Linked DNA regions of Mus musculus: region 1 is linked to region 2. Evidence: chromatin loops called from intact Hi-C (ENCODE). Cell type or tissue: heart. All regions are shown on one strand. Each heading gives the region's core, and the rest is flanking DNA. Links, peaks and the distances in the headings are about the cores only. Region 1 holds the start of Abca5 (ATP-binding cassette, sub-family A (ABC1), member 5). Region 2 holds the start of Map2k6 (mitogen-activated protein kinase kinase 6).

The links. Peaks named below come from ENCODE experiments on the same cell type or tissue, not always from the same donor. Only the 100,000 strongest peaks of a DNase experiment are listed, where the experiment ranks them.
Region 1: a loop joins it to region 2, with 2.3 times the contacts of the local background. A loop is called at or near these places in 1 of 42 quality-filtered maps.

Annotation. Positions count from the first base shown.
Region 1 is chr11:110,329,002-110,344,620 of GRCm38, reverse strand. Abca5 (ATP-binding cassette, sub-family A (ABC1), member 5) reads left to right here and starts at 6,905. Exons shown (of 39, transcript NM_147219.2): 1 at 6,905-7,136; 2 at 15,365-15,484. The coding sequence starts at 15,383. It overlaps Gm39445 (a long non-coding RNA gene), which reads right to left and starts at 6,783. Exons shown (of 3, transcript XR_880289.1): 1 at 6,337-6,783; 2 at 5,762-5,833; 3 at 4,616-4,716. In heart, for the core only: no CTCF peak of the experiment used is centred there; a DNase peak (open chromatin) is centred at 6,880; H3K4me3 peaks cover 1,594 bases; H3K27ac peaks cover 1,014 bases.
Region 2 is chr11:110,393,024-110,408,642 of GRCm38, reverse strand. Map2k6 (mitogen-activated protein kinase kinase 6) reads right to left here and starts at 9,541. Exons shown (of 12, transcript NM_011943.3): 1 at 9,218-9,541. The coding sequence starts at 9,233. In heart, for the core only: a CTCF peak has its summit at 9,635; a DNase peak (open chromatin) is centred at 9,552; H3K4me3 peaks cover 1,551 bases; H3K27ac peaks cover 1,234 bases.

The DNA.
Region 1 (15,619 bases), core at 5,606-8,105, 61 kb after region 2:
GCTCAGAGTTCAGCATTCAAAACAATATCATTTACTATTTCTGTCTTTAATCATATTTTCGATGCTACGTAGTTTTTGTTCCATCCTTGGATTTGATCAGAAAGAATTCTGTGTTTTCTGTCTATGACATTTATTTATATATATATATATAAAACTGGGGCTGGTGAGATGGCTCAGAGGGTAAGAGCACCCGACTGCTCTTCCGAAGGTCCAGAGTTCAAATCCCAGCAACCACATGGTGGCTCACAACCATCTGTAACGAGATCTGACGCCCTCTTCTGATGTGTCTGAAGACAGCTACGGTGTACTTACATGTAATAAATAAATCTTTAAAAAAAAAACTATACGAGGAAACTAAGGCACAATTATTCAACTAACTTTGAACCTGTTTAATGATGTTAAACACTTAATTTGGGGTCTTTCTTATAAAAATATCATGACAGATAATAATTAATTTATTAATTTATGTTAACTTACATCCTGTTTATAAGGTTTCATACTAGCTCAAGGTTCTGTAAGCAAGCGTGGCTTATTTTAGTTTGTCTTGTTTCTACTGACCACTAAAGTGTTTAATGATCGATTCTGACGTTATACTGCTCTGATCACAAGTTTTCAGGGTCTACCCTTTTCTGTGATCTGCCGTCTTTCCTGTTTTATAGTCTCTCGGAACTTCCCAGCCCCGGGTCTCTGGTTACCTGTAAACAGCTCTGGGATGGAATTTGTACCTGGAAACATGAACTTATGTGAAACAGATAGGTTTCCTCTTACTGCCTCCCCACCTGTCTCCAGTTTCAGTCATCCTTCCTTGTTTCAACTGTACCAATGTAAAGCCCATCTCCTCTTCCAAAGTGGGAAAGGAAGTTCAAATGAGCCAAGCCTATCCTGACCCTAGACCTTGTTCTTTTAAGTCAGCAGCCACCTCTGTTTATAAATGCCTAGGGAGGCTTCCCTCTTCTCTACTTTATGGTATATTCTCATGAAACCGGTCCTTCCATCTTTTCCTGTTGAAATTACCAGGTAGCTCCAGCTCTTGACAATTTGTTCGACATGATTTGGCAACGAAACGAATATAATCTCCCAGTGGCCGCTGGGTTTCTCGTTGTTTGTTTCTGAGATGGGTTTCCATTAGCTGACATTGTGGATTTCCACCACACAGGGTGAAGAGAACTCCCTCCTCAGCTTTCTGAGGTCTCGGACTATGTAAGTTCCTTTTGTTTCACCAGGAAAAATTAGATTTATTTATTATGTACGATCTCTCTCTACATAAACTCAGTTGGCCTTGAGCTTCAGATCCTTCTGCTTCCGATTCTAGGCTGCTGGGCTTAAGTGTGCCTGCTTTTCAAATACCAGGCATTACCCTGCTTGGTAGCACAAGCCTTTAGTACCAGCTAGCATTTGGGTGCTAGAAGCAGAGTGGTCAGGAGCTAGAAGCAGAGTGGTCAGGAACTGAAGTCCAGATTTGGTTGTGTAGGGTGTCTGAGGCCAGCCTGAGGTGTAGGAGAGTTTGGTGCTAGGAAAAAAAAAATTAAAATCAGGACAAATCAACAAACAACGAAACTCAAGACACATGATATATACTTGTTGGGAGACCCAAGTTTTTAAACATGGATGTGACTTTATAGTTTCACACAGCAATTTCTTTGTCAGCTTTAAAAAATTTCCCTAATTAGAGAAATTAAAAAAAAAGATGAAACATTCATTTTTTCCCCCTTGTGGAACAGGAGCAAGTATGACAACAATCACGTTATTAATAACAAGAATGATATCAAACTGGAACTAACCGTCAGCACTCATCCCTTCAGCTGCCTCCCTAGCAACCAGCCAGGACCGTTAATCTCTTCTCGAGTCATTTAACAATCATTTCAGTCAGTGTTGCTGTGATAGTCAAGGATTCTAGTGTTACAGGTGCTTGGCTCTTTTTCTTTTCTTTTTATTTTTTTTTCCATTTTTTATTAGGTATTTAGCTCATTTACATTTCCAATGCTATACCAAAAGTCCCCCATATCCACCCACCCCCACTCCCCTGCCCACCCACTCCCCCTTTTTGGCCCTGGTGTTCCCCTGTACTGGGGCATATAAAGTTTGCAAGTCCAATGGGCCTCTCTTTCCAGTGATGGCCGACTAGGCCATCTTTTGATATATATGCAGCTAGAGTCAAGAGCTCCGGGGTACTGGTTAGTTCATAATGTTGTTCCACCTATAGGGTTGCAGATCCCTTTAGCTCCTTGGCTACTTTCTCTAGCTCCTCCATTGGGAGCCCTATGATCCCTCCATTAGCTGACTGTGAGCATCCACTTCTGTGTTTGCTAGGCTCCGGCATAGTCTCACAAGAGACAGCTACATCTGGGTCCTTTCAATAAAATCTTGCTAGTGTATGCAATGGTGTCAGCGTTTAGATGCTGATTATGGGGTGGATCCCTGGATATGGCAGTCTCTACATGGTCCATCCTTTCATCTCAGCTCCAAACTTTGTCTCTGTAACTCCTTCCATGGGTGTTTTGTTCCCAAATCTAAGGAGGGGCATAGTGTCCACACTTCAGTCTTCATTCTTCTTGAGTTTCATGTGTTTAGCAAATTATATCTTATATCTTGGGTATCCTAAGTTTGGGGCTAATATCCACTTATCAGTGAGTACATATTGTGTGAGTTTCTTTGTGAATGTGTTACCTCACTCAGGATGATGCCCTCCAGGTCCATCCATTTGGCTAGGAATTTCATAAATTCATTCTTTTTAATAGCTGAGTAGTACTCCATTGTGTAGATGTACCACATTTTCTGTATCCATTCCTCTGTTGAGGGGCATCTAGGTTCTTTCCAGCTTCTGGCTATTATAAATAAGGCTGCTATGAACATAGTGGAGCATGTGTCCTTCTTACCAGTTGGGGCATCTTCTGGATATATGCCCAGGAGAGGTATTGCTGGATCCTCCGGTAGTACTATGTCCAATTTTCTGAGGAACCGCCAGACTGATTTCCAGAGTGGTTGTACAAGCCTGCACTCCCACCAACAATGGAGGAGTGTTCCTCTTTCTCCACATCCACGCCAGCATCTGCTGTCACCTGAATTTTTGATCTTAGCCATTCTGACTGGTGTGAGGTGGAATCTCAGGGTTGTTTTGATTTGCATTTCCCTGATGATTAAGGATGTTGAACATTTTTTCAGGTGTTTCTCTGCCATTCGGTATTCCTCAGGTGAGAATTCTTTGTTCAGTTCTGAGCCCCATTTTTTAATGGGGTTATTTGATTTTCTGAAGTCCACCTTCTTGAGTTCTTTATATATGTTGGATATTAGTCCCCTATCTGATTTAGGATAGGTAAAGATCCTTTCCCAATCTGTTGGTGGTCTTTTTGTCTTATTGACGGTGTCTTTTGCCTTGCAGAAACTTTGGAGTTTCATTAGGTCCCATTTGTCAATTCTCGATCTTACAGCACAAGCCATTGCTGTTCTGTTCAGGAATTTTTCCCCTGTGCCCATATCTTCAAGGCGTTTCCCCACTTTCTCCTCTATAAGTTTCAGTGTCTCTGGTTTTATGTGAAGTTCCTTGATCCACTTAGATTTGACCTTAGTACAAGGAGATAAGTATGGATCGATTCGCATTCTTCTACACGATAACAACCAGTTGTGCCAGCACCAATTGTTGAAAATGCTGTCTTTCTTCCACTGGATGGTTTTAGCTCCCTTGTCGAAGATCAAGTGACCATAGGTGTGTGGGTTCATTTCTGGGTCTTCAATTCTATTCCATTGGTCTACTTGTCTGTCTCTATACCAGTACCATGCAGTTTTTATCACAATTGCTCTGTAGTAAAGCTTTAGGTCTGGCATGGTGATTCCGCCAGAAGTTCTTTTATCCTTGAGAAGACTTTTTGCTATCCTAGGTTTTTTGTTATTCCAGACAAATTTGCAAATTGCTCCTTCCAATTCGTTGAAGAATTGAGTTGGAATTTTGATGGGGATTGCATTGAATCTGTAGATTGCTTTTGGCAAGATAGCCATTTTTACAATGTTGATCCTGCCAATCCACGAGCATGGGAGATCTTTCCATCTTCTGAGATCTTCCTTAATTTTTGGCTCTTTTTCTACATTGATAGCCTAGTCTGATTTTTTTTTTTAGTCATGCATTATGCTAAATCAAGATTATCTATTTGAAAAAAAAATCAAATTACAGCTATTCTAGAAGCCACTTTGACTTTCAGAAATGGCAAATAACAATAATGTTTAGTAAGATTTTAAAATGGTACATATTGTTCCAAACATACTGTTAATAATGTGAAATACTAGCCGGGCAGTGGTGGCACATGCTTTTAATCCCAGCACTTGGGAGGCAGAGGCAGGTGGATTTCTGAGTTCGAGGACAGCCTGGTCTACAGAGTGAGTTCCAGGACAGCCAGGGCTACACAGAGAAACCCTGTCTCGAAAAACCAAAAAAATAAAATAAAATAATAATGTGAACTACTATACTATACTACTATACTACACTACACTACACTATACTATACTATACTATACTATACGTATCAGACACAAAGCTGTTACAGTAATGACTTAGTTATTGTTCTCTTGCTGTGAGGAGACACCTTGGAAAAGGTAACTTGGAAAAGGAAGCATGTAATTGGCGTCTTGCTTGCAGTTTTGGAAGGTTAGCCCTTGAGCATCCTGGTGGATCTATGGCAGCAGGCAGCCAGGCATGGCACTGGAGCAGTCGCTGAGAGCTCTCATCTGATCTTCCAGTTACAGGCAGGGAGAGAGAGAGAGAGAGAGAGAGAGAGAGAGAGAGAGAGAGAGAGAGAGAGAGAGAGAACACTGAGCCTATTGTGGGCTTTTGAAACCTCAAAGCCTGTCCCACTGACAAATGTCCTTCAAGAAGGCCCACCTCCCAATCCTTCCCCAAACGGTTCCTCCAGTTGTGAACCAAACATTCAAATATACAATCCCACGGAGGCCATTTTTCATTTGCTGCCCCACCCCAAATGATTTAGTCATCTTAATTTTAGCAAAATGGTCTAGAAAAATCCATTTAAACAAGTCTTTGATGTCTGGCAAGCAAAAGCACGGCCACACGTAGCCATTGTTCATCAGGTTGTAAGTTAATACTCTATGTGGCAAGATTTGGCCTCTTACTCCATGTTAAATATTGGTGAGAACTGTGGCCCACTGTTAATTTCCCATAGCCACCGAGCTTCTTAAGTCTCAAGCTGCAACTCCTATGATCTAGGAACTCCCACATGGTTCATTTGTCTATAAGGTCTATTAATGAGGTGTGGGGATTTCAGTTGCCACCATGACAACCAAGATGTGCTTATTGCTTGTTTCTATTTCCTAGATACAGAAGGGTGGAAGGAAGCATCATTCTCTCTGGCCGCTGTTTTACTATTAAAACCTGGTAGTTGTGGACATTTAGGCAGACATCGTGTGACCAGCCTGATTACAAGATATAAATAGTCTGATAAATAGTTTGCGTAGAGGCAGTAAAATATGTCACAACCTACACATTAATTTGTAGTAATTTTTTTATTTAAAATATTTTTCTCTGTGTTCTATGTTATTCTTACAAGCCTATAATCTTGTTGTCCATTTTATAAGTCGTATGTGTGTGTGTGTGTTGCTGGGGTTTAAAGCCAGGACCTTGTACAATCTAGGCAAGCAGACTATCACTGAACTACAAGTCCACTCCTATAATAGAATTTTAATATTTTCTGTTTCTATGGGTGCAATTTTGTTAAGTGAGTAGGTATTTTTTGTGAAGATAAAAATATTTACATACCTTTCTTGTAGGTGTTTTCTCTCATCAGTAGTATTATTAGCAGTATTTACCATAGTTTATGATTCGCAAGACCTGAAAATTTAAATTGGTATAAGAAAAAGTTCTTAACTTCAGGCTACATATGATGTAGCTGAAGAGATTAGCATGTAAGACAGTGAAAGGGATACTATGGTGCCAAGTGGGGTGTTTGAGAGGAAAGATATCATTGTGTCAGGCTCTATGATAGTGTACACACACATGCAGGCAAAACGTCCACATCTATAATAAAGCAGAACACATTCTATAGACTTAGTTTTCAATTTGAGAACTACACACACATACACAAAATATGTATGAATGTTCACATTCACAGAGCTGAAGATGTTTTCGAAAGTAACTGTAACACATAGCACTGGGGACTGCACACACCAGACACATTCAGTATCAAGCCAGCAAAAATTCCAGCATGAATAGTGTGTGTGTGTGTGTGTGTGTGTGTGTGTTATGAATTGGCAGTTTGTGGCTTCTGGATAAGAAAGGATCAGTCTTCCTCAGGGATGTGTAATTTTGGTATTGTGAACTTTACTTTGCAATACCTTTGGCCCTTGTTTCGATCACTTTGGGTAACGACATTCCAAACATCAGTTTGCATTTTAAGTAAAAATTAAGCGTGGTATATAGTCTTTGCCAGAAGTCAACACTTGCAGATTTTCGGAGGATGTTTGAAGGAACCGGTAGGATGTTCAAGGTGGTAGTCTGAGGTTGGAGAGGAGAAGGCAGTCTTTACAGAAACGAGGAGGGAGGACGCTGCAGCAAGAGGGAGGAGTGTCAGACTTTTATCAACTCTTTAAATACAAGGGAACAGAGGCAGATGGGAGGGTGGAGAACCAAGGCCGTCCTTCTTGAGGCGACAGAAGTCTCCTCAAACCCATCGAGCCTCGGTGGAGGGTGCGGCGAGCTCCCCAGGAGGTTCTGAGCACCTGAGCTAGAGTCGGCAGGTCCAACCAAGTACTCTGCGACTCGTTCGCCGCGCTCACCTCCGCCGGAGCCCCGCCCCCAGTAGCCCCGCCCCCAAGCGCGCTCCCGTCTCGAGCTCCAGGAGCACGCGCATTACGCACGCCCCGCCCTCAGGTGCATTCAGGGGCGGGCAGGGGGCGTGTCTCCGGCGGCGCGCGCGGCTCTCTCGGCGTAGCGGGGCGGCGGGCACGCGCGCGCTCGGCCTCGCGGACCGCGTCTCCGCGCAGAATTTCCGAGCTCCGTCACTTACCGCGGTCGCGGTCGCCGCAGGTAAGCTCGCGGCTTGGGCCTGACAGCGCTGCGGCTGCGACGCCGGGGTGAGGAGACGCCGAGGCCCGCGGCGCTCGAGGTCGCTCGCCATTCGTGTCTGCGGAGAGAGGTGACGCGGCGGCGGGGACGGGGCATGGACCGTGGAGATGGCCGAGCAGCTAGGGAATGAGGAGAGGGGAGGGTGTGGCGGGCCGCGGGGAGCCGGAGGATGCTGGCGGGTGGCGGGCGCTGACAGGGATCCCTGGGCTAGCGACATCCTCAGAACTTCTAGAGAGGCAGAAGGAAAAGAAAGGACAAACCGAAATTAAATAAAAGCCCAAACCAAACCGAAGTCAGTTTTCCCCCTGAGGGCTCAGGAGCATCGCCCTACTTGGGGCGCAGATCGGGTAGCGGATCATGTGTGACCAGAGGACTCGGGGTGAGAGGAAAAGCCGCAGAGCTCGTGACACGGTTTTGGGGTTGAAAATAATCTGAATTCCCCAAACATAGCTAACGAAGATTCCCAGGCGCGGAAAGGTTTCAGGGAGGAGGAGAAAGCGAGGTCCATGGGGGACAGCGGCCTCTGGGGCAGTCGGAGTTGAGGATTTTCGCCCCAGCTCTCTAAAAGCTTCGCTTTACGTTTTCAAAGAATCAAGTCTGAGGACAAAAATTAAGGACATTCTGGAGCCCCAGATGAGGTTAGATCCTGGCTCAGAGCCAGGGTCAGTATTACTTCATCTTGACAGCTGCTCTGAGGTTGGAGATGGTACTCTGTGTGGGAAATATGGGTCTTAAAGAGGTTAAATAACTTTATTAAGGTCCCAGCTGGGGAAAAAAATGAGGTACTGAGATTCTCCCTCTGAGATTCCAGACTCTCTAATCCTGGTGCTTTCCTCACTCTATTTTATGTTTGCCCAGAGAGCATTTTTATGTCTCGTCAGAGAAGACTCAATAGATAAGAACATTATGAGAACACTTTGTGTGTGTTTATCCTGAAAGCAGATTTAAGAGACAGTGATCTTTGAATGTGGGTCATTTAGGCAGATGTGTCCTTGATAATGCAAAACTTCAAATTCTATTAAACATAGGGAACTCTTAAATTTTGCATAAATTTATTAATATGTTCGTTACATGCCAGGTAATCATTTTGTTCCTAAAGTTCCTAGATGAATATAGTATGTAATGTCTGCCATTGAGTTTAATTGAAAGAGTAATTATATAAAAGCAACTCATACTAATATAAATTGTAGTCCTCATTAGTGTGTAGATTACACTGGAAATAGTTTTAAGTGCAAACTTAAAACTTTTATACAGTGCAAACTTTATACTTTTATAAACATTATATATAAAGAAAACTATTAGCTGACTTGCCATATGGGTACTGTTACATCGTTTTCCTCCAGCAAGGCGTTCTGTCATAAAACTTAGGTCAAACTTTACTGGCATTAGTATCTTGCTTTATGTCACTACTTTTGGTAAATTTTAAAAGATCAGCGAAGAAAGCGTTTATGATGCCTTCTGTTAAATTTAAAGGTTTATTATACCCATTATGAAGCCAGTAAAATAGCTGGATAGGTTTCTCTTTCAGTGCATTGCTAGACAGATTAGCAGCTCTTTTCAAAAAATTAAATCTTAATTTAAAAGTATAGTTAAACTGGATGGCATTTACGTTTCTGTGGTTTAGAGTTCTCGGGGGAATGGCAGCCATGCACGTTGTTTAACATGTAAATTATTGGAGGCCCAGATGTCAGCGAGTGGTTGGAGTGGTGGAGCCGTTTCTTTGGATTGTTTCTGTTTTCTCACTGAAGTAGGAATCCAGATTGCAGTTTGTAGGTGATGGTGGAGATGGAGATGGAGGGGTTTTGAGGATTGAGGCAGTCAGTGGACTTCTAAAGTGTGAAGCATCTCCCTTGGGTGTAGAGGTACAGAGGAGGAGTGGGGTGCCACTTGGGGTGTTCCATATCGCATACAAGGCATTCCACACTCTGTTGTCAGTTTCGTCTGTACATTGCTGCCCAGGGCGTACACCCGTGCTCTGCCACATTCCAGGGTGGCATCTGCCTCCACCGGGTTGTGGATAGCTCTCTTCTTCATTTTACATAGATCTTGTCTTTTGGGAATTCAGCATCTCCATAGTTTTCTCTCTGCTTAGAAATTCTTTCCTAACTCTTTCCCTCAACTGGAATTACACTATTACATTTAATTTGATTTACATTAAGTTAGTGATAGGAGGATCCTTTTTTTTTTTTTTTTTCTGGTTCGCGCAGACATTCTTTAGAACGTGTTAGAAAAGTGACCTAGCGTTTCCACTTGTGTCCCTCTCCTACAACTGATGAAAGGAGTTAGTGAATCTTTTTGGATGAAGAGTAAGGAAGTAAGTCACCTAGGCTTTGAAGACTGAGTAGATTCTGTCTCTGCTTAAATTTGCCCTCATAGCACCAAGTGGTCCCAGACAACACAGGTATGAAGCAGCACGGGTGTGTTCCAACACAACGTCATACGATGTAAGGAGACCCGAGGTTTGAACTTTATATTTTCACCTGTCATAGTTATTGCTATTTGTTTTTTTTCCCCCCAACACTTAAAAACATGTGGATATTTGCTAGGAGGGTGGATATCTGGGAGTTGGCAGCCATCAGGAGCTTCACAGTGAAACCTGGACTCATTCTCCCTCCCCCATCCCACCCCCACACGTTGCTAACTCGCGGAAGATGTAGAGCAAGGCGTGGGCCGGATATGGACACCACTACCTCTTCCATCTTAGCTTTCAGACTCTTAATCTGTAAGGACTCTCAGAAAGAGGCTTGAGAAAGGAAACTGTATTAAGATAATTACCATTGGTGGTGTCAGAGAAACAAACAGAAATAAGGCACTTAGTTTTCATTAAGGATCTTACCGGTTAGGGTCAACATGAAGACATAAAAATGATAATACACTGTGTTCACTAATTACAGTTAGATGTTCTTAGAATAAAGGGGAATAAAGCAGTGGTAATTAGCTTTGCTTGAGTTGGCCAGAAATGACCTCAGTCATCTTTTGGAAACGCAGAACATATTTTCAGTTGAGAGCCTTTGCAAGAATCTCAAACGTGCTAAGAAGATCATTGACCATATCAGATCAGTAAAGAGCTCTGAATGTAAAGATTGCTCAGCTTTTTAAAAAATATAATATGATATTACTTCATACCTCATAGAAGTGAAACATGGATTTCAAAATGGGCTCTACATAATACATTTTAGTTTCCAGGTGAATTTTCCTCTTACAAAATAAAATGGCATTGTTTATTCCAAAATATTTGATACATTGTTGCCAAAAATGCTCTACAGAGGTAGTGGTAATTTAGATAAGGTAGAGATTTTTTTTTAAATGAAGAATCTCTTAAAAGCACATTTTTAAACAAAGGCAATTAATAAAACGATGGGATAATCTTACATTTAAAAAGATACCTTGTAACTTTCAGATTTCTCAGTTAGCAAACATTCGCAGTCCGATGAGATGGCTCAGTAGTACTTGGCGACCAAGCCTACAGCTCTTGAGTTCAGTCCCTTAAGCCCACACGGGGAAGGGGAGAGCCAGCTCCCAGCACGTGGACACACAGACATTCTCACAGAGCAACTAAATATGAGACACACGTAGTAAATAACGTTTTCACATTTCTTCTCATTTTCTGGTATTTGGCTTGTGAAATAATTCAATGCTTTTTTTTCTTTTTTAACTCGATTACTTCTATATTAGGCAAGAAAGGTTACTTTAGTAGGCTTTTAGATTTTCTTTTGACACTTTGTTAGTGTCCTTGTCACCTCTGTCATGCTTTACTAACTTGAATGGATAGAAGCTCAAAAATATTGGAATGTAATATCTTCCACGCTGTTAGACCTGCCCTTCACTAATAAAGCTATGGAGTCACGACCAGTCATCACAGTGATTTCTGTGTGTTCATCTGTAAGGGACTTCGCACTTCGTTGTTTTCTTCTCTTTGTTCTTTCTCGTCATCCTCTTCCGTTCTGGTGGAATCTCATGATTTAGTTTTATTTACTTCTGGTTTACCAGTTTGTCTTTAGTGGCCGGTGACACTGTTTATAGAGGTTCTCTATAGCGCACTGTTTCTGCTAACTTCATTTCCATTAGTTTTTTTTAATTTACCCTATAGTTCTTCCGGTAATGTGATATTGTTTATCATTCATTTATTGGCTCTACTACTTTTGTATGTAGTATTGATCAACATCTATAATTAACCGCTTGCCTTGTTCCAGGATTTCAGTTTTCCATGTACCAATTCATTTAGTCATTTTAGGGACCCCAAGTAGGCACTGTAATTGTTTTACCGATGGCAAATGGAGGCAAAACAGTTGAATAACTTTTCTAACATCTCATAGCTGTGAAATGACAGAGGCAGAATTTGTGCTCGGTGGTTTGATTATAGAGGTCACATTCTTAGGCACTGTACTATACCACTGCTTCACTATACTAGAAACAGCTATATTTGCTGATTTTGTTGCCTCTGTTGTGTTGGTTAAGATGCTTTTTGTTGAAGAAAATAATTATGGGAAGCATTACCCCAAGGAAGAAAAAAAAAACATAATAATTGAGCATAATAAGAACTTCCTATTAGGGGCTGGAGCATTGGCTCAGCTGTTAAGAGCACTGGCTGTTCTTCCAGAGGTCTTGAGTTCAGTTCCTAGCAACCACACAGAGGCTCACAAGCATCTGTGATGGGATCCAGTTCTCTCTTTTGGTGTACATGAAGATAGCATACTCATATACATAAAACAGATCTTAATATATAACACATACACACACATATGTATGTATGTATGAATGAAAGAATTTCCCATTAGGAGAAAACCCAATGGCAGAAAAGTGACATTGTCATAGATGTTGTCTTTAAGGTAAATTTAGTTCCTATCACTTTTCAGCCTCTGGTCTCCTGATTAAAAGTTCCATAGTGCTAGAAGAAAATATAATAAATGCAACTCAAGGGGTAGTTGTAGGGAGGGAATGGAATTAAGGATATATTTGTTGTGGAGATGGATGGGTGGGAAATTTGATTTAGGGTTTTTTTTTTTATTAGTTATTTATTACTATTATTGGCTGACCTGGAACTCACTGTGTAGTTCAGGCTTGTCTCCAACTCAGACAACCGCCCGCCCGCCCGCCTGCCTCTGCTGGGATTAAAGACAGGGTCCACATACTCACTCTGGATTCATTTTTGTTTTAAAAAGTTCTCACCAGCTGTGAAGTGAATAGCTAGGCTGGTGAACTTCAGACAAGAGACTCAAATTTGAATTCGGGCAAAAGTTCAAAGAAGTAATAATATGAATAGATTTATTCTGTGGAGGATTTGCTGTCTAAAACTGAAGTGTTAAACATTCAATTTGAATTAATAATGCAGTGGTATTCAGTAAGTCGTGTTTTGGCAGACAGCATGGGAACGTTCATGCTGAGTTGGTTGATGTTTCTGTTTGTTTTGTAGCAAATTACCTTTGCATAAATGTGTTTGTTCTTTTTATTTTTCTTTGTCTTTTTATTAGTAGTATTTTGGCCCAAAGATGATTATCAGTGTACTCTTGCTTGCTTTTGTTGTGCTGTTTCTAGTTCCTTTCTATACCTTTATAATATGTTATGGTTACATATCAGTGACAAAGTAAAAGTTGTCATTTCATTGTTAATTTTAGAAGTTCTAGTCCAACCACTGTTCTCTGCACATAAAAAGTTAATTTTTAATAGTGAACATTTACTCTGGAGAAGACAAACTGCTTCTAAGAAGTTCTTTGCTTTTTAAGATTGAAGTGGACGTGGTCAGAACCTGGAGCAGATTGTCTTTGTTTGGAGAGGCCTCAGATCAGTGGCCTCCGTTGTGTAGGTTCATGTCAAACAAGGCGTCAACAGTTACTCTGGAAGGTTTAACAAGAAAACCTGGGTTTTTGTTTGTTTTGTTTTGTTTTGTTTTGTTTTTGTTGTTGTTGTTTTTGTTTGCTTTGTTTTATCAATTTTAACAATTTCAAGAAAAAAATATTTAACACACTTCAGTCATGTTCTGCTCATTGTCTTCCCTTAGTTTCTTGCCCTTCCATCAAACCCCTTCCTAATAAGACCTTTCTTATTTTTGTGTTTAAACAAACAAACAAACAAACAAACAAAAACCAGAAACAAAAAACTTTATTTTTGTGGCACACTGCATATAATTCAAGCTGCCTGCCTGAGCATGGGTGAAACGGTGGGGGCTTTTGTACTTTCGTAAGGAAAATGGCCACACCACTGCAGAATGGGATACCCCCTCCCCTGCATGAACTGTTTATGGCTCCTCAGGGAGGGGTGTGGTCCCCCTAAGCAGATAGTCACACTATTCTAAGGGCATAAACATAGTTATTTAGAAGGCAGTTTGAGACACACATCATGTCCTTTTAGCAAAAACAACTGTAGTTGTTTTCCCTCTGAGGCCCAAGATTTCCCTAGGTGCTTTTGATGGGTTTACAGTGTCAGGTGTGAATTCCCTTCTGGTATGGATTTCATGCCCCTTAGAAAGTGACTGCTTACGTCTGAAACAGCCTTGCCACTCTGCGCCAGTTATGCCATTGTCACGCGTTTGGCTAGCTGGTAGGGTTGCAGGCAGGGTCTGCAGCTGTGTGATTTTATTGGCAGTTTTACCCCAGCACTCTGAGGGCTAGCCATCAGCGAGGGGAAAGGAGGGCGGGTTTCCAGTCTATTTTCAAATTGATTTCTCTCTGTCTCCCAGAAGATCACTACCTACTTTGACGTTTTTGTCAGATAATTCTAAAATTTGTGGGTAGGAACTTTAGTCCTTCAGATCTTAGCCAACTACTTCCCATCTTTCAGCAAACACCTTTTGCTGTTGTTTGTGCCAGACTGAAGGAAGCCACATAAGTGATTCCTTCCCATGGTATGAGAGTGTCCTAAGACCAGCAAAGTCTATAAAGCAAAGAGAGCGCATACGCAAATGTGTAACGTCTTCAGAGCCTGATTTTATCTCTGTCTGTGTCTTATGTCAGGCCTTCATTCCTGCTCCGACTTTGCCACTTTAGCGTTGATTCTTAGTCCATGTTAGTTAATTCATTTGCTTATCATTTTTATTGCACTGTGATAGCTGTGTAAAATAAGGACTTTCTAATGTGGAGATGATGACTCTGGCCCACCAAGAGCCATCTACTACTCCATAAATAAATCATTTCCTTTTTCTTATTAAGCTGGGCTTGTTTGAATCTTTGGTCTGACATCACCGGCACGGTTTGAAGGCAGATGCTGTGCTTCTATGGTTTATGCAGCACTGTCATTTTGACAGTGGGATGGATTGGCCATTCGCCAAGTCATATGGGGTTGTTTGCAGAATGAGGCAAGCTCTTAACTTTGTGGAGGCTGTGGCTGGCTTCCTTTGGTGGGCTGTGGAGGTGTTTAGGTTTGGGCTGTAAGTTTCTCCCCACGTTCTGGGACCGTGTCTTCGTTTGATGAAATCTATATCCTGGAGCTCCTTGTTTGATCTGCTCTCCCTGTTTTCTCCTCTGCTCTGGCTGCTGCTTTGGTCCTCTAGTGAGAAGGTTCCTTGCGCCACTTAACTTACACAGTGATAAGTACTCCTCAGGACCCAGTGGTAGGAGAGGAATGTACAAAGAACAGTGGGGAAGAACGGGAATTGGCCCAGCTTGCTTAGACTGTAGCCCCACCAAACAGAGAGGACAGCTGTCTTCGTTGTTTTGCTGCATTAGGCTTTCATTACTAGAGTGGGTGTGGTACTGCCACCCAGGGGAGTTTTCAGGGTAAAGACATGGACAAGAACGGAAAGGAATAAAACAAACTGGACACTTCCACGTCTTCTTGAGTAGTGAGACTAAGTTTTTCTTGAGTCAGAATTATAAGTTAACTTCTTTTTTTGGGGGGGGGGGGGGTTCGAGACAGAGTTTCTCTGTAGCCCTGGCTGTCCTGGAACTTACTCTGTAGACCAGGCTGGCCTCGAACTCAGAAATCCACCTGCCTCTGCCTCCCGAGTGCTGGGAATAAAGGCGTGCACCACCACGCCCGGCATAAGTTAGCTTCTTAAGACGTTTCTGTAGTGCCCACTTCTCCATGCTCAGTTTGAGGGATCCCTAAGGAGAAACAGTGGTAAGCTCACTGCTGGCTTGGGGGCTGTTTCAGATTTTGACATTGCCCTGTGTCACATGTCACTGTACACTCTTTAGTGTTGCCAGATTGCTCTGACGTATTCTGTACACATCTGAGAGATGGCTTGTAGCATGCTTAACTTCATTTTACCTGGGAAGGAAGACATGTAAGTCATTGCCATTATATAACACATGTGCTTTACTGTGTTGACTGTAGTTCAGGGTTCCTTTGTTTTCCTTTTAGTAAACTGACCTAGAAAACATGGCTACTGCAATTAGGGATGTGGGAGTTTGGAGACAGACCAGAACACTTCTACTGAAAAATTACCTAATTAAATGCAGGACTAAAAAAAGTAGTGTTCAGGTAAGTTAAAAATATTTGTTATCATGTCTTAATTAAAAATATTTGTTATCATGTCTTCTTATACTTTGTTTTGCTTTGATGTGTTCTACTTTTAAGAGACAGCTCTGCTGAAAATATTTTGATTATAATTTTATT
Region 2 (15,619 bases), core at 8,325-10,824:
AGGATGACCTTGACCTTCTGACCCACCTGCCTCTGCCTCCGAAGTGATGGAATTATAGGTGGGCACCGCCACGCCCACTTCAGGCAGTGCTGGGGATCAAACATGGGGCTTCATGAATGCTAACTGGGCACTCTTACCAATTGAGCTTCTCGCCCAGCATAGGAAGAATTACCTGCACGGTCCTCACCCAAGGTAGTGTACATAGAGTTGAAAGAAATTATATATTTCAAGATAACTGGACAAGAAGAGTTTAAAGGTCGTCAGTACACAGAAATGGAGAGAGAGAGAGAGAAGACAATTATTACTAGAGCTTTTCTCGCACTCCTTGCATGTATTTATTGAATTATAATACTACACTCTACATGTGAGGTGTCGATTTTTAAAATGTAAATTAGAGCTGGGCTAAAGCCCAGCAGAGCAGGCATAGAGGGCACGAAGCCCTGGATTTGATTTTTGGCACTACCGAAACTGAGCAGGAAATCGGTTTCACTCATAGGATGTGCCACAGAGGTTGTAGTTTTCTGGCTGCTGGTTAAAGCATGGGAAATGGCTTGCTTACTTGCTTGCTTGCTTGCTTGCTTGCTTTCCTTGCTTTCCTTGCTTTCCTTTCTTTCTTTCCTCCTTCCTTCCTTTCTCGTTTGTTTGTTTGTTTATTGTCTTGTACTTCCTGCCTCCTCAACTTCCCATCAGCCCTCATGGGGGGGGGGGGGGACGGACGGACAGTTAATTTGCTCATTTGTAAATTAAAGCTTCTAGCATCTGCCCATGGGATTTATGTGATATTTTCAAACGTGACACATTTAAAGTGACCACAGCAAAAAGTGACATTGATGGGGGGAGGGGGCCTGAAGTGGGGGGTGGGGGAGGTGTTACAGCATTTCAGAATGCTGTGCAAGGTAGGGATCTACCTCTAAGGCTGAGCCCAGGAAGCCAGGTGGTGGTGTCATATGCCTTTAATCCCAGCACTTGGGAGGCAGAGACAGGTGGATTTCTGAGTTCGAGGCCAGCCTGATCTACAGAGTGAGTTCCAGGACAGCCAGGACTATACAGAGAAACCCTGTCTCGAAAAACCAAAAACAAACAAACAAACAAACAAACAAACTACTGAGCCCAGGGAGCTTAAGGAGGTAAGAAAGCAAGACACACGACTGGGGGATCTTACAAATGCCCCTTTAAGACTTGACTCGGAGCATAGCTAACCAAGTAACAAGAGATTGTGATCGACTTCCCAGAGTCTCCTCTTCAAAATAGAAAGAGCAGGCATGTGGTCTAGATATCAAACTACACGGACAAGTTTGGGGACAATCCGGGCAGGCACGCGGCGGGGGGGGGGGGGGGGGGCGGGGCTAGGAGGGGGCAATGGCCTAGGTGGCGGTCAAGGCGGAAGTAAGGAATCACAGGATTGACTGGGTGTGCTCACCGATCTGCTAACTTTTTTCTCAATTGCCTCTATCTACCCTTCAAAAAACTCCATAGAGGAGCAGAGCGTGGTGGCGCACGCCTTTAATCCCAGCACTCCGGAGGCAGAGGCAGGAGGATTTCTGAGTTCGATGCCAGCCTGGTCTACAAAGTGAGTCCCAGGACAGCTAGGGCTACACAGAGAAACCCTGCCTCGGGGAAAAAAAAAAAAAAAACAAAAACAAACAAAAAAAAAAACTCCATAGACATAGAAACTAAAAGCAGCGATAGCCGCGAGGGGCTCATTTCTGTCCTACCAGCTATGCCCCTTTGGGCCATTCATCTTGGGGCCCAATGACTAAGCCCCTCCTCTACCACTGTGCAACATCCTCGGCATGTCACTTTTCCCTTTTGTTTCTTTTGTTGTTGTTGTTGTTTTTGTTTTTGTTTTTTTGTTTTTGTTTTTATGTATGCTTGTGTATGCGTGTGTTGAATGTGTGTGCGCTACACAAGCGTGACACGTCCGTAAGCCGGCAAGTCCTTATCCAGGCACGTACTCAACGTAGGAGGGGAGGACTATCCGTTGCTCTTCACCTTACTGCCTTAAGACAAGATCTTTCTTTCACTGAACCAGCAGCCATTGCAGCTAGGCTCGCTGGCCACGGAGCTCTGAAACTCACCTGCCTCCCTCTACCCAGCGACGATACAGATATGGGTGCTGGAGGTTTGAAATGAAACCCTCCTGATTGTAGAATGAGCACTCTCAACCACTGAGCCATTGCCCCCCAACCTCTCCTCAAGTTTTTAAAACAAAAAGTTAGTAGAGGACCATGCAAACTTTAAACCTGTTTACAGGGTTATCTAGGAAGGAACCACTATCTTTTTGCTATTTTTGCAACTTCCAAATGAGCAAGCAGAGGGATAATGAGACTCTGAATGCAAACAAGGAAGAGTAAAGGCAACTGTGTTTACAGCTTATTTACTGCAAACCTTTGTATGTGTGGGGGAGGGGGGCGGGGGGGGGGAGGCGGGGTGGAGAATGACAACCATCCTTACTGCTGAAGAAAAGAAATAAATTCAGAAAATATTTGCCGAACACCAATTACTGGTTAACGATAAAACACTGATTACCAGTTATCGATAAACAAAACCGAACCTTGAAAGAGTTACGGAAGCACAAACATATGTGAAGTTCACCTACCCAGCAAGATCTCTCCAAGGAGATAGTCCACAAAAGGCAAACTGTAATTATAGAGCTTAAAGCTCAGAGCCGAACTCAGTAAGCAACTGGCAGTCAGGACGGGAGCATTTGCAAACTCTCTTTTGGCAGAGAACTGGTAAGAAATCCTACCACCATGATTCATGGGTCACCATTTCTTGGGTGATGAATAATAAGCTCGGATAACTATATCATCAGCCTCCTTCCTCCCCGCCCCCTCCCCGCCCCTCAGGCTGCTCCCCACAAAGTAAACAAAATGGGAAATGTAAAATACACTAACTTCTGAGGGAGCAGGGAGGAGTTTATTATAAACGTGGATGAACGGTGTTGCTGTGTAGCTCAGTGAAAAGAACTTTGGACAAGGAATCCCAAGTCCCCTTTACCCGTGGCTGGAGTATCAGCAGGGACCGAACTGATTCTAAGGCTTTGGCCCGCTTATTTGCAGAGTGCCAAACCTGTGCTGGGGACTCTTTTCCTATCCTTAAGTCTTCTCAGGAAGTCCCAGGATGCATAGGTAGGTAGGCTTCCTGAGAGTTAGCTACTGAATGCATCACACCTGCCTGGCAGGTAACTTGGGAGGTCAACACCATTAACTGTAGGCTTAGTTGTTTTAATGATGTAAATTTCAATCAACGGTTCCTTGGAATTAGCCTTGTAATTAAAACTGAAACAATCCATTATTTTCTATCAAGGCCCACAAAACAACCAGGTGCTACCTAAAAATTACTTATAAGACTAAAGAAAAGCTAGTTTTTCTCAGCGGAGGCAATTAGAACTCCAGACACACCCAGAAATAGATTATTTTTTCAGGCAGGAATTCAAAGTAGACGATTGTAATTTCTTTCTGATTTTCATGTGAGTCTGGACAGCAATCGACAGTGTAAACATACTGAGTTTACATTATAAAATATGTGATATGTACACAAGACATTTTGGTCAAAAATAAAATTAGAACTTATCAAGGAATGAAATTATTTACTTGTATAGAACCGAAGTTTTAATGTATGATTATCCAACTGCTACAGTCTTGGGGTTTTATGGCCTAACTATAAAAATAATTTTATCTTTATGTGAAAATGTTCAAGATATATTTTATGAGGGGGGAAACAAATGAAACAGAAATGTCAAGAAAAATGAACATTTTCAACTTATTACTTCAAAAAATGTAAGTAGGAATCAAATATAAATACCATTTATCAACTGGCCAAAAGTAGTTGGCCAGCACAAAATAGACACCATGGGGTGCATAGGTAAGGTGTGTGTGTGTGTGTGTGTGTGTGTGTGTGTGTGTGTGTGTGTTCTGCTTTTTGTTTTGCTAATTTTTTGTTTGTTTGTTTGTTTTATTGATATTTTTGTAGTTTGCCCATCCTAAGTTTGGTTTGTTTCTGTTTTTGCTTTCAGAGAGAGAAAGAACATGAAGTTGGATGGTAGGGAGGTAGAGAGGAGCTCGGAGGAGTTGCAGTAGGGGAAGAATACCATCAAAAGATATCATATGAGAAGGTTTTTAATGCAAACTTTAAAAAAAGAAAGAATGAATGAACAAATTGAGCTGCTGTGCAATAAGCTAATTCCAAGGAATTCCTTGCAATGCTGTTTCTGCCTACAAATAAAATGGCAGTTGTGTGAAAGCCCGTGGAAGACTGTGTGTGTGGCTGTGTTCTTACAAGTCAAAACACTCACAACTATAACAAAAAGTGAGGTTACTGCGTGTGTACTAGTGTGGGAAGACAGCCAAATGTCACGGGAGAGTTTAAGGAAAATATCCCAAACAGTAAAATAACACATGTAAGACTGTGTGTACAAAGATAGTTATCAAAAGGGAACAGCAACTTATCCCTGAGAAGTTTGAGGTTGTGTGTGTGTGTGTGTGTGTGTGTGTGTGTGTGTGTGCACTCGTGTGCATGCTCACAAGTGCAATTTTTGAGATACTCACTATGCAGCCCTGGCCGGCCTAGAACTCACGATGTTGACCAGGATGTTTTTGAACTCACAGAGATCCACTTGCCTCTGTCTACCTAGTTTCAAGATTTAAAAGGCATGCACCATCAAAGTTAGCTCAAGTTGTGTGCTCTCATCATGAATTTCCTCTTTGGTTTAAAATTTTCAAGTAATATGGACCACTTATATACTAAGGATGGTAAAAGCCTGGTTTTGAAACAGAGAGAAAGTACTGGGGGATAAAGGAGAAGTCGACATTCACAATCTGCAGTTGACTTCCTGGAATTCAGTCTCTTGCTGTCATTTGCCCGGGAATATGTGGCAATAAGTGTGAAAGAGTCTTGAAGAAAACAGGTATTGAAATTCTACTTAAGCAAATGCAATGGAACTGGATACTGCAAACATAGAGGTACATGGATTCAGACACACTTCATAGTACATTGGTGAAATGAAAAGTAGTCTAGTAGGCACTAGTGGGCCACATATCTTACATTTTTCAAACTCATAGGCACAGACCAAAAGCCTAAAGCATCTATGTAACAATGTAATATGCAGGCATTAGTCATTTTTGTTTTCCTTTTCTATTGAATATTCCTATAATAAAGAAGAATAATAAAGAATAATCTCAACCCTTGTGTCCAGAAACTGCATCACCAACACACACACACACACACACACACACACACACACACACACACAATGCTGGGCAGTGGTGGCACACGCCTTTAATCCCAGCACTCGGGAGGCAGAGGCAGGCAGATTTCTGAGTTCAAGGCCAGCCTGGTCTACAGAGTGAGTTCCAGGACAGCCAGGGATACAACAGAGAAACCCTGTCTCGAAAAGCCAAAAAGAAAAAAAAAAAAAGAAAAAGAAAAAGAAGTATTATTTATAAACATTTTAAAGGTTTAAAACTACTCCTTGTAAATTTTTTAGGTTTTAATAGATGAGGGGATGTTGTTAGAAAACAATAATTAATAGTATTAATCTGTGAAAAACTGAGAATCTCAACCCTTGTGTCCAGAAACTGCATCACCAACACACACACACACACACACACACACACACACACACACACCATGCTAGAAAGAAGAGAAAGCAACACCAACACAAAGCAAACAGGAGGCCCAAGGTGCCAATTCTGCCTTGGTGTCCTGAGACCAACAGAGTTATAAAACACACCAGCTCAGATTACAGGCTAAGCATGACAAGTCTGCCTGATACGACCCAACAAAGGCGTGTACACTGAATGAGAAATGTACACATCTGGTGCTCCCGGGGAGAGTGAATTACAGAAGCAGAGATTAACTCAGGAAGGCTGAGATGGTCCCTGCCATTTTCCATGTCCCTTCTGAAGTACAACTTGGAAGCATTTCTTACATGACTTACTTATGACTGCATTCAACTAAAATAAGCTCATATTGTTTCGTGGTTTTTTATTTCAAGGTGAATAGAAAAAGAAGCAAGAAAGACTGGCTGCTAAAGGGGTCAAATTTATATATTTTCAGGTAAACCAGGAGATGCTAGAACACCTTCTATTCCTCAGAAGACCATTTTGGCCGATCACAATAGCTTTCTCTCCGGCTAGTGTAGATGACACACTTTTCCTGTGGCTTGCCTTCCTGTAATATGCAGGAATTCCGGCACTCTCTTGGACCCTTCCTGTTAACTTACATTTCAGATTTCCTCAAAAGGCACACTACTGCTTTAATATTTGAAAAAGAAAAAAAAAAAATGTCAGCTCAACCCCAGACAGCTAACACAAACAAACTGAGAAACATACCACCTAAACTTACAACTGTGGAAAGCAGAATCTCTTTTTAAGAAAATTCTTTCTTGGAATCTCACTGTTGGTAAAAGGCTGAGGAGAAGCAGCCCAGTCGTTCCAGCTCCTGGGCAGTCTGTAATTCTTTGCCTCTGCTATGCCTTAAATTAGAGGTCTGTAAAACTGAATTACAGTGATCTGAAAAGTTCGTAAAGGTTCGTGAATTGAACATGCTGTTAAATTCTTCATACTGTGAGACTGTACCCACCTCTCTCCGTTCCTCCCATTTCATCTGGCTAGAGTATTAGAAAGAAGTCTGGAACTAAGTAGAAAAAAGGGGGGGGGGGTGCTTTTGGCTATTTGAAGTCAGCCTTGCTGAGCCAGGCAAAGTCCACATAAAAAAATCCAGGCCAAGACCCCTGGCCATTTCTAGAATAATTGCCCACATTTTTCCACCAATAACTTTCCATTTGGACAAACAAACCCTCATGTTCATACCAGATATAGTTTGCAAGCAAGGTCTGGTAGAAGAAGTTCATCTACATAAATGGAAACTAACATGAAGGACCACCCATCCTTGATTCATGATCAAGAGTGTATACATACCTCCCTGTTAGCTTCCAAAGGAAAAAGAAAAAGCAAACAAACAAACAAACAAAAAAAACAAACAAAAAAAAACATGACCTTCGGGGAAAGTGATTTATCTTACAAGTAAGACCAGAAACTATGGAGAGAGGAAGTTACTTTAGAGCCCAAGGTCCAAACTGGGTGATGGTAAGGTCAGTTGGATCTCAGTACCTATAGCCTTCCTCCTGCAGCTTCCTTACAACTCACCAAATAAAAGAATCATTATTGCCTCGAAACTGTGGTAGGCCCGTTTCTCTTCAATAGCTGGGTTTTTTTTTTAAATGTTTTTATTATAATTCTGTTTACTTATTCTGTATGTAGGGGGGTGTGCGTGGTGAACTGTGGAGGTCAAAGGACAACTTGTAGGAGTTTCTTTCCGCCATTTGGCTTTGGAGGATGGAATTAAGATAGTCGGCTTGGCAGCAGGCACCTTTACCCATGGGGCCATCTCACTGGCCCAATCTGTGTCACAGAAATGTCCTCACATTCTTACTTTCTCAAACCAGACGCTAATTCTTGGAGAAAAAGACTTCATTTTAAATATTCTCATGTACCCCCAAACTCTATGCACATAACACATACATGCAAATATGCATGTGCATGCACAAATAATTATGCATACATGTATCCAGACATAAGCATGTATTGCATACATACATATATTAAGCTGAATTGAATGCATGAGTGCATGTTTACCAAATACAAAGGAACTAGAAGTTATCTCTTTAGTGTTGCTATAGCATGGACTGACTTTTGTACTCTCTGAATTCTCTGCTCAAGAGTTTGGGTTTTCCCAAGCTAAGGAATATCCACACCTTAAAAAAAAAAAAAAAAAAAGCCAACTTCTAGGTTCATCTGCACATTTCTGAAACAGGTAAAATATTTCCTCCTCCCCTAACATTAAACACAAAACAAATAAAGAACAACCATAAACAATCTTACTTGAAATTCTGAAGAGCAATCCTTTTCTTCCCCGGATCAGATACATCGTGTTCATCCGGTAGAATTAAATGGTATCACACCTCCAAACACAGTGTGGCCAAAGCTTATTGGATACTTTAATGTCCCCAGATCTTGCTCTAGAGGTGGCCCCAGTTAACCTAGCACACCTCTTCATTTTGGGGCTTTTCTCAGATGCCATCAGATTTCTCTATGTTAAGGAAGATTGCTCTCGAAACAAGCCATTAAAGGTCTTCCAGCAGGCACCTAAGCAGCTCTGCAGTTTCTCCATGCAGGACTTTTTTTTTTTTTTTTTTTTTTTTTTAGTTCCCTCTACAGAACATCAGTAAGTTTGCAAAATACAACCTTACAAAACATTTTTTTAATTAAATTTGAAAAAGAAAAAGAAGGCAACCATAGTCCTGAACTTCTGACCAAGTCTATGCAGTTACACACTTAGAAGATTTCACTGTAGTTGCCAATGAGACAGTAAAGTCTCAGGTTTGCTCTAATGCTCACAAACACGCTCACCCCCTGAAATCCTCCCCCACACACAAAAGCATCTTCCAAATGGCCAACACATTGAGGTCTTCCCCTCTGCAAGCAACTGATACAAAGTATAAAACCTCGGAAGAGCAAGACTTTTTTTTTTAAATAATAATAATAATACACTGCTCTCCAGACTTCACCTTTACTTCCCTTAAAAAATCAAAAGTTGCCTAATGTCCACAGCGAAATCAATAAAAATGTAAGCTGAATGCTGCCACCGCAGTGGTTCCTTCCCCCCAAAGAATAGAAGATCACAGAAATTTCCTGCTAGTTTAAAGCGAGGTTTGCCTTTCATCTTCACCTCTGAGACTTTTTGAAAGTTTGGATTCCTGTTGCACACAAAATTACTGTGAATATGCGTGCATACTAAAGAAATGTACTATTATATAAAGCATTGCACATTTGGACGCTACCAACCTGCTATATCTCTCCTGACCGTGCAAAAGGCAGAAAGGCTCGGTAATCCTAGCAGAAGAATGCAAATAATGTCAATGCACAGCTCAACTGCAAGCCCTGCCTTACAGGAACTCTCTGTGTCTGCAAAAAAAGAAAAAAGAAAAGAAAAGAAAGAAAAGAAAAGGAGAAGAAAAGGAAAAGAAAAGGAAAGAAAAGGAAAAGAAAGGAAGAAAGAAAGAAAAAGACACACACTAAACAGGAAATGCAACTGAGCTGTGGCAAACCTCAAACTTAAAAATGCAATCGCCGGGCGAAAATTGCATCCATGCATTCACGAATGCATGCATAAGCCTTTGCATTTTTTGCAACTAATGCAAACAGTCTCTTACCTTTCGACTGAGACATTTTCCCCTTTCCTTTGATGGGGGAGGGGAGCACAAAAGACTTTGCCTTGCTTCTCTTCTGTAGCTAGTTTTGCAACAAAGATGCAAGCTGCAGGCGTGCAATCTTCATGCAAGTGGAGTTTCTCTTGACCGATGCAGCAGATGGACTTTCAGGGAGTCAAGGTGGAATTGCACACCTTGCAAAACAGTCTAGAAAGTGATTTTTCCCCCAGTTGCAACGTTAGGGAAGGCTGTGCTGCAGCTACATGATGGGCCAGGGCTGGCAGCTAAAAGCTCCAAACTTGGAACTGAGTATCTTAGTGCGCAGACGTCCTTCCTGCGAAAGGCGCGAGGCCTGCTGGGTAGTGTAGTTCTCCTGTAGAGTCCACGCGTCTCTGATTTAAGGAAACGTGCTCCTGTAGGTGGCTGAGCTAGATGACTGACTAAGCGCGACAGAGATCTCAGATAAACATCGCACGTACACTCTTTAGTAAGGGAAGGGTGACAAACAGCGCGGTCCATGATAGGAGGCTTTTTCTGTTCTAGAAAAACCCCTGAATCAACAGCTTAGAGAGCACAGGGGTAGCGAAGACGCTTTTGGCACCCCTAGACTAAGGTCTAATTGGGGGTTCAATGTGGCTTTTTTTTTTTTAAACCGGCTCAGTATCTGTGAACTGCTCTGTCTGTAGACCGTTCACCCTGACATCTCATTTCACAACAAACATTTTTCTTGAATGGAGATTTTTGGGGTGATTTGACTCTTCAGACAAGATACAAAGTTTTTTTTTTTTTTTTTTTTTTTTTAATAAGAAGCGATCCAGGTCAGTTCTTTTCAAGAAAGCAGAATTTCAATGCTGGATAGGGATTAAGGAAGAGAGATTTACGAAGTTTCTCATTTCTTACACAGTTAGACAGGAAAATTTGTTTCATATATATCAAAGGCCAATTTTAATCAAAATTAAGGTATTTGATTTTTTTTTTTTCTTGCCTGAGGCAGGCGGGGATGAAGGAAAAAGTCCCTGGCCTTGAGAAGAAAGGGCGGCTGGTGGAGAACAGTAACCTTACGTGAATAAAGTCTACTATCTTGAATGTTTTTCAATACCATCAAGAGATGTTTGTTGGAAGTCCAGAGTTTGCTAGGCATCTTCCCAGGCTTTGGATTTTTCCTTTTTCCTGCAGTGCTTGAGCCTAGAGCTGGACTGTGTCTTGGTGGGGGAAAGCCTCCCGCTTCACTGGGCAGTTGGAGATGCAAACCTTCCCTGAAAGGGGTACAAATCGCAACACCCCCACCCTCACCTCCACCCCTTTCCCACCCACTTCATTTCGAGGCAGAGAGCTCGGGCTTGGCTTCCATTGCGCCTAGTAGAACACCTTCAGGAATGTTCTTTCAGAGCGAATAGGGAGGGAACGGTGGTTTCAGGCATCTGATCTATAGGCAAATCAGTGGGGGAGTAAGGGCCACCTGTCCATTCCTGGGACACTGAGAGTACCAGGTTGCCTTGTATACAAGCGTGGTGGTGGTCAGAATATACTGGGTGTGCGGGATTATTACAGGGCTTTAACAGCTTGGCCTTAACTCAGAAGCTCGAGGGTGGAGATAAATGGTTTTGAAACCGGGGAACTTAATCAAAGCATTGCTTTAAGAATGTAAATTTTCCCTTAGTGATCTAGGTGGGTTGGAACTGGGAGAGGCTAGAGATAGGTCAGGTCAATTGTGGAAAGCCACAAGAGCCACTTTGAGAGAAGATTCATGTGTGAGGGCTGCTAATGAAAATGTCTGGAATTGTATTAAGAATTCTAGGAAGCCAGGACCATCTGAGTAATGCCGGAATCAGAGAGAAAGCTACCATGTGTCCTCTCCTCCCCCCCCCCTCCGCCCCACCCTTGCCCCCTCCCCACCCCTGTCCCTGCAATGCTGGAGATTGAATCTAGGGCCTTAGGCATTCCAGGCTTGCAAGCTACCAATAAGCCACAGCCCTGGTTTGGTTTTTATTTTTTTATTTTTTCCTTTTGAGGCAGGATCTAGCTGAGTTACTCAGGTTGGCCTTTGAACCCAGTCTGTAACACAGACAGAGTCTGAATCTGTAATCCTCCTGCCTCTGCCCAATCCCACCACAAGTTAGCAAATCAGCTCTTAAAATAAAAATGCATTCAATTGGGGGAGGAAGGCATAAGTTACACCCTCTGACCTTTACTGACATTCTTTTGTTGTTGTTGTTGTCGTCGTCGTCGTCGTCGTCGTTGTTGTTGTTGTTGTTGTTTTTAATTCTTGAGATCATGCCTTGGCTGGCTGGCTTACAACTCAGTGTAGAATTTACAGTGATTCTCCTGCCTCTGTGCCCCTGAAGTGCTGGGGGTTATAGGCATTTCCCACAATTCCTGGCTTCCTTTACTGATGTTCAGGAAAATTAATCAAGGCGACTTCACATACAGAGGGGGCAGCATCTGCCTGTGAGAGAAGAGCTTTCTGTTCCATGTGTCCACTTGTAAGGACTTTCTTTTGCCTTCTCTGTCAGGTCTACTCCCTGCTATACCTTCCCACCTTCCTTCTGCATATAAGCAGGCTTAGAGCCTCCTCCTTCGTGGGCCTTTAAAGTCTCACTGAACCACCACATACATGTGTAGTGATCCATTTCAACACACCCCCATCTTCCTTCTGGAACAATGACAGGAACACCAGTTTTCCTACAGGTCCTGAGACAGCTTCATGCAGACTGGCTTAGCCTGAGCAACCACCTAGAGCTGCCTGTCCATTTGTATTGTCAGCAACTGCCGTAGCTAGCTCTTTAATGAGCCTGCTCCTATTTGTAAAGAGAGTTCCATTCTTTTGTTACAGTTATTTAGTGTGCATACAATTATTCAGTGCGCAGACGTGTGCCTGCACACACTCACACACATTTGTATACATGCCTAACATGGAGCATATGTGAAGGTCACGGGAGAGACAACTTAGCAGGAAATCGTTCTCTCCTTCCACCGTTGTGGGTCCTGGGAATCAAACTCCGGTCAGCAGACTTGATGCTAATTGCCTTTACCAGCTGAACCATCTCAGCCACCCTAGAAGACTTCTAATCTCAGCTGGTGTGGCGCATCCCTGCTGCTGCTGCGATTTGGCATGTTCTTTGTCTGAATGAGCGCACAGTCGCTACAGCCCGTAAATGGAGCGCATTCTGCAAATCAATCTGCCACTCACTCTCCACGGAGACAACGTGAGGGGCAACAGGCGCTGAGCATCTGCAGACGCACGCACGTACACAAAGCACCCTTTTACCCTAAGCCAGCCGAACCATAGACTGCGAAATGACAGAGTGGGCCGTTTGTCTTAGAGATCCTGAGTTCTGAGCGGGCTGCTGGAAGGACAGGGAATTCAAGCTCCCTGAAAAGGTTTAGAAAAGAGGTTCTTCCCTTGGTGGGAAAGAAGTCTTTCTCCTCCCTTCCCTCCATGCACGGTCAAGAAATTGTTCCCTTGCTCTGCTGGATTGAGGTAGTGTGCGAAAGCAAGAGAAAAATTCCGGTGATTTCTTCACAGGTTCACCGAAGGTTTATCTTGTTATTTTCCCGACTTCAGATCCTTCTAAAACGCAAATCTGACAAGTTCTACTTATATTCAGAGCCAGTACCCCAACTTCTTGATATAGCGCGCCATTGGCTGTTCCATGCCTGAGCCCTACAGAACTTCCTGGGTCATTTCTCACCCCAGGCTGATACCGTACCCGGGAGAAGGCAGGATTTCTGGCTCTTTTGTATGTACTTGACCCTCTACCCGAAAGACTCTTTCATTAGCTGATGGTTCTGATTTGTCCTTGACTATTCTCACTATGCTCTGCGTATCGAGGCTGTCCCTCCCAGCACCCTCTCTATGAACTGGGTGCACTTTCTAATTCTGTAATACCTCACCTGTGGGTCTTACCCAAGACTCATCTCAGGGCTGACAAGTGTTCCTTTATCTGTGTGTCTCCGCAGGTGGCTCTGATCCTAGAGATCAGAGATTTGTCCAATGCCCCTAATTCTCAGTGCCCAGCACAGCACTTAGCACATCTTGCGCTCCAAGACCTTCTGCAGTCCGACATGAAGTAGAGGGGGTAAGGACCTGTAACCTTGGCGAGCCTGGAATAACTAGATTCCAACAATAGAGCTAACACCTCAGGGGAACCCAGAACACCTGGGAAAACACCCATTCTGTCAGACTGAGAGTGTGACATTCTTGGAAGGAGGCCCTTGGGTTAGGTCATACTGGTTTCTGAAGCTGTTATTATGAAGTTACAGGTTGGTGAGGGAGGAGGTAGCATAAGTGTCAGGAATAATCCGGAGGTCAAGGAAGGTACCTGCTATCACTTAGTGTCAAGAGCTGTTTGTCAGTTTTGCCTCCTGGGGAGGTTTGGCAATGCCTGCCTTATTGTAATATGGAAGATTGGGAGAGGCTGGCATATACTAGACAGGACAAAGGAATGCAATCAGCATGCCACAATACACAGGAAGTCCCACCCTCAGCAAAGAGCTATCTGGTTCAAATGCCTGTGTCGAGTATGGGGAATGTGGTTGCATAGCATGTGATTTCAGTTCTCCCTGTAAGTTAACTAAAACCAATGAGTTTTGGTAAGATGCAGTTATTTGGATGTGAGAGATTTAGATTCTAATCCTGGCCGTAGACATGAGTTGTGTCTGCTGAAGCAGATCCTTTCACCTTTATGTGATTCTTTGGTTCCCACTGTAAATCATGGAGGGTCAGCCTCTGTCACTTTCAGCTTTTCATGGCTCCCAACCCAGCTCACCTGTCTGCTGAAGCCACTAAAGATTTCAGAACAACATTTTTTTTTAATTAGCTAAACGTCTTTCTATTTGGCAACTAGAAGGGTTCCTGATCTCTTGTTTGGCAAGACAGGGAATAGCCATCCTAACGACACATCTTAAGAGACGAGACAAGAAACGCTCCTATGACATTTTGCAAACTGACCTCCCAGGGAGCAGTCCGGATCTGAGCAGTTCCACTTTAGCAGAAGTGTCTGGTAGATATCAGGAGCAAGGGAGAGGACAGTGGTGACATTAAAGCTGTGAGTAGAGAGGGATCAAAGGTGAAGTGTGATAGGGAGAAGCCCGAGGGGAACTCATTTAGATGGTCGCTTGACTGTGGACAGAATTTTTTAAGGCTTTTTACAAATTTTTGTGCATCTGTGTTTGTCTATGTGTGGGTAAGTATCCACCAATATGGGTACCTGTGAAGGCCCGAAGATGGTGTCTGGTCCCCAGAAACTGGAGTTACAAGTGATTGTGAGCCAACTAACGTGGATACCAAGAGCAGAACTTGGGTCTTTTGGAAGAGCAGCCTTCTTAACCATTGAGCTATCTCTCCTTCCCCTTGTAATTTTTATATATATATATATATATATATATATATTTTTTTTTTTTTTTTACTTAAAACATCCTACTGAATGATTAAACTTGGCTCACCTTTGCTGGTAGTGTCCTCCCCATTTTGGCACAGGTGTACCTGCTTAGCCTTATCTCATTCTCGGCAGTCTGATTAATATAATATTTTTTTGTTTTGTTTTGTTTTTTTGTTTTTCAAGACAGGGTTTCTCTGTATAGCCCTGGCTGTCCTGGAACTCACTTTGTGAACTCACTTTGTAGACCAGGCTGGCCTCGAACTCAGAAATCCGCCTGCCTCTGCCTCCCAAGTGCTGGGATTAAAGGCATGCACCACCACTGCCCAGCAAAAATTAATTAATTTATTTATTATATGTAAGAACACTGTAGCTGTCTTCAGACACACAAGAAGAGGGCGCCAAATCTCATTACGGATGGTTGTGAGCCACTATGTGGTTGTGAGATTTGAACTCAGGACCTTCAGAAGAGCAGGTGGTGCTCTTAACTGTCGAGCCATCTCTCCAGCTATAATATTCTTATTAGGACATGAATTTACATATCACTAGCTCTTCAGAGTTCAGTCTATGGCTCTGGCTTATCCTGGTCTCCATTTTGGTGTTCATTTTCCGTGTTCTGCCCTCCATCTGAAGTCATCTCTCCTATAAGGATGTCCTTGATATTTTAAAAGAATCCCCACCATTCAGTTTTAACTCCATTTTAGCTCTTGCAAGGCGTCTATCTGGTGAAAGGAAGGTACCCTTACTAATATCTCACAGTAATCGTACTTGCATACAAATCTTACCTTTTTAAAGATTTACTCTTTGTTTACATATGTCTATGTAGGTGTGTGCGTGCGTGAGCTTATGTGCACCATATGTGCGCAGAGAATCAGGGAAGCCAGGAGAGGGCATTGGAGCCTCTGGAGCTGAAGGTACAAACTATTGTGAGCCACCCATTGTAGGGGCTGGGGAGTAAAGCAATGTCCTCTGCAAGACTACTGAAGTGCTCTTAAACACCGAACCATCTCTGCCAACTCACACTGCT